Regions from separate parts of the Homo sapiens genome. Here regions 1 and 2 are each linked to region 3. The links are chromatin loops, found by intact Hi-C in ENCODE. Cell type or tissue: heart left ventricle. All regions are shown on one strand.

Region 1 (2,500 bases), 210 kb before region 3:
GCGAGTGTTGTGTCCCAGCCAACTAGTAAACTCAAGATATTTTAATTAAGATGAGAAAAAGAAAGAATAGCGAGAATGGGCCGGGCACGGTGGCTCATGCCTGTAATCCCAGCACTTTGGGAGGCCGAGGCGGGCGGATCACGAGGTCAGGAGATTGAGACTATCCTGGCTAACACGGTGAAACCCCGTCTCTACTAAAAATACAAAAAATTAGCCGGGCGTGGTGGCGGGCGCCTGTAGTCCCATTGGGAGGCTGAGGCAGGAGAATGGCATGAACCCAGGAGGCGGAGCTTGCAGTGAGCCGAGATAGCGCCACTGCATTCCAGCCTGGGCAACAGAGCAAGACCCCTTTTCAAAAAAAAAAAAAAAAAAAAAAAAAAAAAAAAGAAAGAATAGCCAGAATGAGTTGAGGAGAGGTTTAATTACGCTTGGAGCTAAATGCAATCAAATAGATTTTTAAATGGTCTGTGTGTGAGTGTGTGTGTACACTAGAAAACTCACACACAAAAAAAGAACTATAAAAGCTTGAACTGAGGAAAAGAGTCTTTGTTTGCATAAAAATAATGAACTTGGACCACCAGAATCCCACGTAGGGTGTAATAGATGGTAAGACCCCCAGAAAGCCATAACCCCTAATGGCCCTACAAATGAAGTCAGACAAGATAAGGAAAAACTGAGGATCTGGCATGGATAGCTATGGTCAGAGAGCAGAAACCGGCCTCTTCAGGGGTAAAAACTACCCTTAGATCAAGGGAGCTCAAAATATCTCCCTGCCAGGATCTTGGTATGCTGTGGCCCAGTGAGTGTAGTGTTCTTCCTCTTCTTCCACCCTATAAATGATAGTGTTTATTGCACATGTCCAGTCCTTGTTCCAACTATGTGAGATAGATATGGGCTGGCTGACAACATGAGTTCGTTGTTTTTCTTTTTAACTTTTGAATTTTAATTATAGATCAAGTTTCTCTCTCTCTCTCTCTCTTTTTGTTATGGATACCCGGTGGCTCACACCTGTAATCCCAGCACTTTGGGAGGCTGAGGTGGGCGGATCACCTGAGGTAGGGAGTTCAAGACCAGCCTGACCAACATGGAGAAACCCTGTCTCTACTAAAAATACATAATTAGCTGGGCATGGTGGCTCATGCTTGTAATCCCAGCTACTAGGGAGGCTGAGGCACGAGAATCACTTGAACCCAGGAGGTGGAGGTTGTAGTTACCCGAGATCGTGCCATTGCACTCCAACCTGGGCAACAAGAGCAAAACTCCATCTCAAAAAAAAAAAAAAAAAATCAGACCAGGCGTGGTGGCTGATGCCTGTAATCCCAGCACTTTGGGAGGCTGAGGTGGGCAGATCACCTGAGGTCAGGAGTTTGAGACCCGCCTGGACAACATGGTGTAACCCCATTTCTACTAAAAATACAAAAATTAGCCGGATATGGTGGCACACACCTGCAGTCCCAGCTACTCAGAAGGCTGAGGCAGGAGAATTGCTTGAACCCGGGAGGCGGAGGTTGCAGTGAGCCGAGATCATGCCGCTGCACTTCAGCCTGGGCAACAGAGCAAGACTCCATCTCAAAAAAAATAAAAATAAAAGATAGACCAGGCACAGTGGCTCATGCCTATAATCCCAGCACTTTGGGAGGCAAAGGCGGGCGGATTACCTGAGGTCAGGAGGTTGAGACCAGCCTAGCCAACATGGAGAAACCCCGTCTCTACTAAAACTACAAAAATTAGCCAGGCATGGTGTTGGGCGCCTGTAATCCCAGCTACTCAGGAGGCTGAGGCAGGCGAATTGCTTGAACCCGGGAGGTGGAGGTTGCAGTGAGCCAACATCGCGCCACTGCACTCTAGCCTGGGCAACAAGAGTGAGACTCTGTCTCGAAAAATAATAATAATAATAAAAATAAAAATAAGTAAAATGGTTAAAATATTCCTATGTGTAAAAAAAGGAAAAAATATGTATATATAATAAAATAAAAAGAAATACAATGGCTAAAATGGTCAGCTTTATATTATCTGTATTTATTATAATAAAAAATCTTCAAGCTAGAAAAAAATCAATTGAGCATATTTGTATGGTCTATTTCTAGGTTTTTAATGTTAGTTCACTAACCTATGTGTCTGTTTCTCTGTTAGTACCACACAGTCTTGATTACTGTAGCTGCATAATAAATCTTAAAAGCAGGTAGTATGATTCCTAGCACTTTATTACTTTGTTGTTGTTCAAAATTGTTTTAGCTATCCTAGTTCCTTTGTCTTTCTATATAAATTTTAGAATAAGCTTATCTATATCTAGAAAGAATCTTGCTGGAAGTGCTTGAAACTTACAAATCAATCTGGGGAGAATTCACATCTTTGCTATGATCCTCCCAGTATGAGAACATGTGTATCTCTTCACTTAGTTAGGTCTTCTTGGATATTTTTTCAGTGTTTTGTAGTTTTCAACATACAAGTTACGTACATGTTTTGCTAGATTTATATCTAAAATACTTTTTTTTTTTTT
Region 2 (2,500 bases), 190 kb before region 3:
CAACCCTGAGCTGGGCTAAACCAGTGAGACCTGGACCAGCTAATGGGAGCATGAGCAAAGATTTCTATCACACTGTGAATTCTAGGGCTGCCAAGTGGTTTAGGAGTAAAGGGCTGGAGGATCCATTTTGAATTCATTCTTCAAAAGTGTAGGGTCAAATGAAAAGTGTTTCCTGAGATGAAACTATGATATGGGTTGGACGGTGGTGATGATCGCACAACATTGGGAGTATATTTCGTGTACAAGAATGTTTATAGCAACCTTATTCATAATAGCCCCAAACTGGAAACAGCCTAGATGTGCATCAATAATAGGAAAATGGGTAACAGTGCTAGAGTCACACAATGAAATACTACTCAGAATAAAAAAGATCAAACTACAGATACATGTGGTAACATAGGTGACTCTCAAAATCATTACGTTTAGTGAAGGAAGCCTTACACAAAAGAAAATGTTCGATATAATTCAATTTATATAAAGTTCCAGAACAGACAAATCTAACCTATGGAGGAAAAGAATTACAAGAGTGGCTTTGTCTGGTAGGTGGGGCAGGGATTGACTAGGAAGAGGCAGGAGGGAATGGTAATGGGGTTAGGTACTGCTCTATATCTTGGTAGGGATTGGGTTGCACCGGTTTATTCATTTGTCAAAATTTGGAAAAGTTTCACTTAAGATGCTGCATTTTTTTGCTTATGAATTTCACCTCAAAAAATTAAACAAGGCTGGCCGAGGTGGCTCACACCTATAATCCCAGCACTTTGGGAGGCCGAGGTGGGCGGATCATGAGGTCAGGAGTTCGAGACCAGCCTGGCCAACGGTGAAACCCCGTCTCTACTGAAAATACAAAAATTAGCCAGGTGTGGTGGCGTGCACCTGTAATCCCAGCTGCTCAAGAGGCTGAGGCAGGATAACTGCTTGAACCCGAGAGGCAGAGGTTACAGTCAGCTGAAATCATGCCATTGCACTGTAGCCTGGGCAACAGAGCAAGACTCCGTATCAAAAAAAAATAATAATAATAAATTAAACAATACTGAACCCTAGTTAATGAAAGGCATGCTGAAGTAATTAGGGGAAAGGGTGTCGATGTCTGCAATAGATTTTTGGATCCATAAAAAATAAAGTGGATTGATGGATGGATAGAGATGAGACGTAGCAAATGTAGTAAAAATTAATAGTACAATCTGGGTGATGGGTGTAGGAATTTTGACTGTAAAATCATTATGTTTAAAATTTTCTATTTAAAAATGCTGAGAAAAGATACATTGCTATATCATGGAGTAGCACGTAAAATTTATGTGACTTCCGTGCTAGAACAAGAGTGTTTCAGCAGACCCTTCAATAAGTTTGGCCTAAAGCACCTGCTGTTCCCCACAGTTACGTACCATTACTGATTTTTTTTCCTTTCTTTCTCTTGGGAAACAAATGAGCTAGCAAACTGTGCCTGATATGTGGTCTGTCTCTCTCTCTCTGTGGCCAGAAATTCTACCTGTTTGCTGTTTTAACAGACTCAAGAGGGCTGCCCACTGTACTTGTCTGAAAGCTGTAACCAAGTTATGGTTGGTTATTTGTATGTCACTAAGGCCCATAGTTTCTGCCTAAGGAAAAGTAATAAAATAGGTCAGATCACCTCTCCCCTTTAAAGCAGCTGCGTTAATGTGAGCAACATGGCTGAAGGTTGGCACGCAAAATTCTGTGTCCACATCCTAAGATTGAGATGAAATAAGTAGAGATCTAGACTCTTCAGAGTTTTTCTTGTTGTTGTTTTTTGTTTTGTTTTGGTTTTGGTTTTTAGAAACAGGGTATTGCTATATCGCCCAGGCTAGTCTCAAACTCCTGGGCTCAAGCAATCATCCTGCCTCAGTCTCTGAAGTAGATGGGACTATAAGTGCACACCACCACACCCGCTGGACTATTCAGACATTTGAAAGACACTATTGTATCCGTAGAAGCTGAAAAACCAGAGTGGTTATTATGTGAATATCTTGAGTATTGTCTTAGGCAGAGGATAAAGAGAAGAAAAGAAAACCCCTGTGACTGGAGTCTGCCCCTTGGTGGACTAACTCTTCTGACTCATCGTTTCATACCATAAAAAGTGGAACTACTGCCTTCCTGAATTGAATGCAACAAGGGTTTCAGACAATGAACTTCAAAGAAACACTGTGTTCCTTGTGGACTGCTTGGGGCATGCCCTTCGACCCCTGAGAGTTATCCTCACTCTCTCTTGTTCCTAGGGCCACTGTATTAGTTTCCCTGAACTGCCTTAACAAAGTCCCCAAGACTAAGTGGCCTAAAACAGCAGCAATTTATCCTCTCACAAGTCTAGAGGCTAGACATGAAATCAGTGTTGGCAGGGCCATGCTCACCCAATGGTACAGGAGAGACTCTCTCCCTGCCTTTTCTAGATTCTGTTGCTGGCCCTCCTAGTGTTTCTTGGCCTGTAGATGCATTGCTTCAGCCCCATGGCCAGCTTCTCCCTGTGTGTCTTCACATCCTCTTCCCT
Region 3 (2,500 bases):
GGGTACGGCTAGGGGGAGGAGGCTCATCCGCCCCTGAAGCCTCCTCCTCTCCTGCCTCAGGACTCAGGGAGACGCAGAGCTTGGGAGTCCCCAGGGGGCTCAGCTCTGAGGTGCGTGCCTGGGGAAAGTCGAGGTTCAGAGGAGCAGCGCCCCCAGAGCCAGTGTCCAGAAAAGTATGGCTTGCCGTTGCGTATCTTTTTCTCGGCGCCTGAAGGTTCCCTAACCCCGTAGCGAGCCTGTTCCTCCTGCTGTGGGGTTACTGGGTCACTGAGTCCAGGGCGAACATCGACGCCCAGCCACGGGGCTTCTCGAAATCACTCGGGCCTCTGCTGGGGCCCGCCTTCTCCAGTCTGAGAATCGGCCAAACCCTTCCCGGAAGCTTAATTCCAGGAGAGAGCCGTGGAGGAGCCACGGAGGCCGGCGCGGGTACCAGGAACGGGGGCGCAGGGAAACTTGGCCGGAGAAAGGGTGCGGATGGGGGTGCAGGGCGCAGAGGCGCAGGCTGGATGGTGGGCGCCACTCCCCGCCGGCCGAAGAGGGAGGGAGGGAGGGAGAAGAGGAACGGGTGGTCTCCGCCGCACCTTCCCTGACAGCTTGGCCAGGACCGCGGGTCGCGGGGCGCGGGGCGCCGGACCTCGTGGAACCGCCGCGGCCTGGATCGGCTGCGAGGAGCCAGCTAGCGCCCCCTGGCGCCTCCGCCGAGCCCTCACAATGCCGTCGCCCAGTCCCCCATCCCGCCGGATTCCAGACCTGAGGCTGAGGAGGCTGGTGTCCGCGCACCCCCGAGACCTCGCCGGACTACGCCAAGCCTCTTAGAGGACGTAGGAGCTCCTGAAGGTCTCCCACGCTCCAACCCACGGCCTCCGCTCGTCCTGCCCACCCGCCCCGAGTGCTCCAGTCGGCGGTGCTGACCTCGCAGCTCTTCCGCCCCATAAGCTTGGCTCTGCGCGCTGTCCAACAGCGCCCTCTGGTGGGCGTTCCGGGGAGATGCAGGTGAGCGCGGCTGAGGCTGCCACCGATGTCGAGAACGGCTCGGGACCCGCGCAGCGCGGGCGGTGCTTGGGCACCTGCCTGGCGGTTTGTGGCTAAGTGTAGGGGACGAAGATGCAGTAATCTAAGGAGAGCTGGGCACCTCTTTGCCTCTCAACCACTACAGGTCAGGAAACAGAATGAGGGACAGGGTGAAATCTCACCTCCTCTTCCACCTAAGACTGGCACCTCTGCTATCTTGGCCTCCTTCAGGAAGGCTTTCTGGAGACTGAAGCGGACGGGGCAGGTTTGGGACCTTACCCTCGATTCTTGCAGCCTGGCAAGAACCCTGCCTTCATGGCAGGTCCAGTCCATTTGCAGCTTTGCCCTCCCCATCTCAGTGGCTTTCTTTTCCGCCAGGGTCCCTCTCATATCTGCAGGGCCTCAGAAAATTAAGAAATAAAAGCCCTTTCTCATCAGATCCGGAGATCCCTTATTCCAAGGGCAAGGTGGGAGATGGGCAAGAGGTAACGATGAGATGAGCGAGCAAGGCCCGGGATTTGGAAGGTCTGGAGATGTTTCCCCAGGCTCCCAGCCCCGTGACATGAGTGTCCTTTCAGGCTCAGCATGGTGTTCTGTCTTCAGTCTGGCCACGCATTTCGATGGCTTTTTGACATTCATTCACTTATTCATTCAACATATATGTGCTGAGCTCCTGCTATATGCCAGGCACCGCTAGGGATAAAGCTCAGAAAGGGTAAGTAATGTGCTCAAGGTCACACAGCTGGAATCTGCCGGAGCCACAATGCAGCCCCAGCCACTCCAGCCCTACCTCTCCCCTCTCACCTGGATGACTTCAGAAGTCTCCTAATTGGGGCTCCACCTCAGAACTCAGCCCCCTCCAATATGGCATCCACACTGCTGGGGAGAGAGCTTTGTAAAAGGCCAATCTGATCATGTCTCTTCCTTGCTTGACAAGGGTCTTCTGGCTCCAAGAGAAAGCCTCGAGTCCCTCACAGGCATACAAGCTCCCCCTGAGACTTGTCCCCCTGAGAGCCTTGTTCCCATTTTCAGGAACCCGACACTCCAACCATCCCAGGCATCTCTCATTTCCTTAAGGCCCAAGCTCTTGCACCCCTCCCTGCCTTTGTGTGACCCTACAGTGTCTCTGCCTGGAATACTCCTCCCTCTGGGGTGTCTTTCAGATTCTCGGTGAATGTCACTCCTCCATGAAACTTTCTGACCTGAACATATCCATCGTGGCCTCTTCCTTCACCTAAAGACTGGATGGGCCTAACTGGCCATACTTCTATGTCCTTCATCCTCCCTTCCCCGCTGACAACTAATTAATTGAAGCTGGCATGGCCACTGACCCCCGAGGGCTAATCCCTGGTCTGGCCTGAATGTACCAGGGTCTCTCCTGAGCACTGAAGTGAGACCTGGACTGGGAAGGTGTGCAGTGAGCAGGGGGAGCTCAACAGCCTCTGGAGTCAGTGCTGTGGTCAGGTGATAAGGGGACAAAGAAACTGGG

What was found. Hi-C counts contacts between places; a loop is a spot of excess contacts. Peaks named below come from ENCODE experiments on the same cell type or tissue, not always from the same donor. Only the 100,000 strongest peaks of a DNase experiment are listed, where the experiment ranks them.
Region 1: a loop joins it to region 3, with 4 times the contacts of the local background. A loop is called at or near these places in 43 of 110 quality-filtered maps.
Region 2: it touches region 3 in a loop (5-fold over the local background); 43 of 110 quality-filtered maps call a loop at or near these places.

What each region holds. Positions count from the first base shown.
Region 1 is chr15:89,563,598-89,566,097 of GRCh38, reverse strand. No RefSeq gene overlaps it. Among named protein-coding and RNA genes, the nearest start is that of TICRR, 11 kb to the left of the region's middle. In heart left ventricle, no CTCF peak of the experiment used is centred here; no DNase peak of the experiment used is centred here.
Region 2 is chr15:89,551,310-89,553,809 of GRCh38, reverse strand. No RefSeq gene overlaps it. Among named protein-coding and RNA genes, the nearest start is that of TICRR, 23 kb to the left of the region's middle. In heart left ventricle, no CTCF peak of the experiment used is centred here; no DNase peak of the experiment used is centred here.
Region 3 is chr15:89,357,239-89,359,738 of GRCh38, reverse strand. It overlaps LOC124903549 (a long non-coding RNA gene), which reads left to right and starts at 1,073. Exons shown (of 2, transcript XR_007064750.1): 1 at 1,073-1,156. RefSeq lists silencers at 460-509, 570-629, 687-981 and an enhancer at 690-969. In heart left ventricle, CTCF peaks have their summits at 737 and 940 (motif pointing left); DNase peaks (open chromatin) are centred at 718 and 958; H3K4me3 peaks cover 755 bases; H3K27me3 peaks cover 2,300 bases.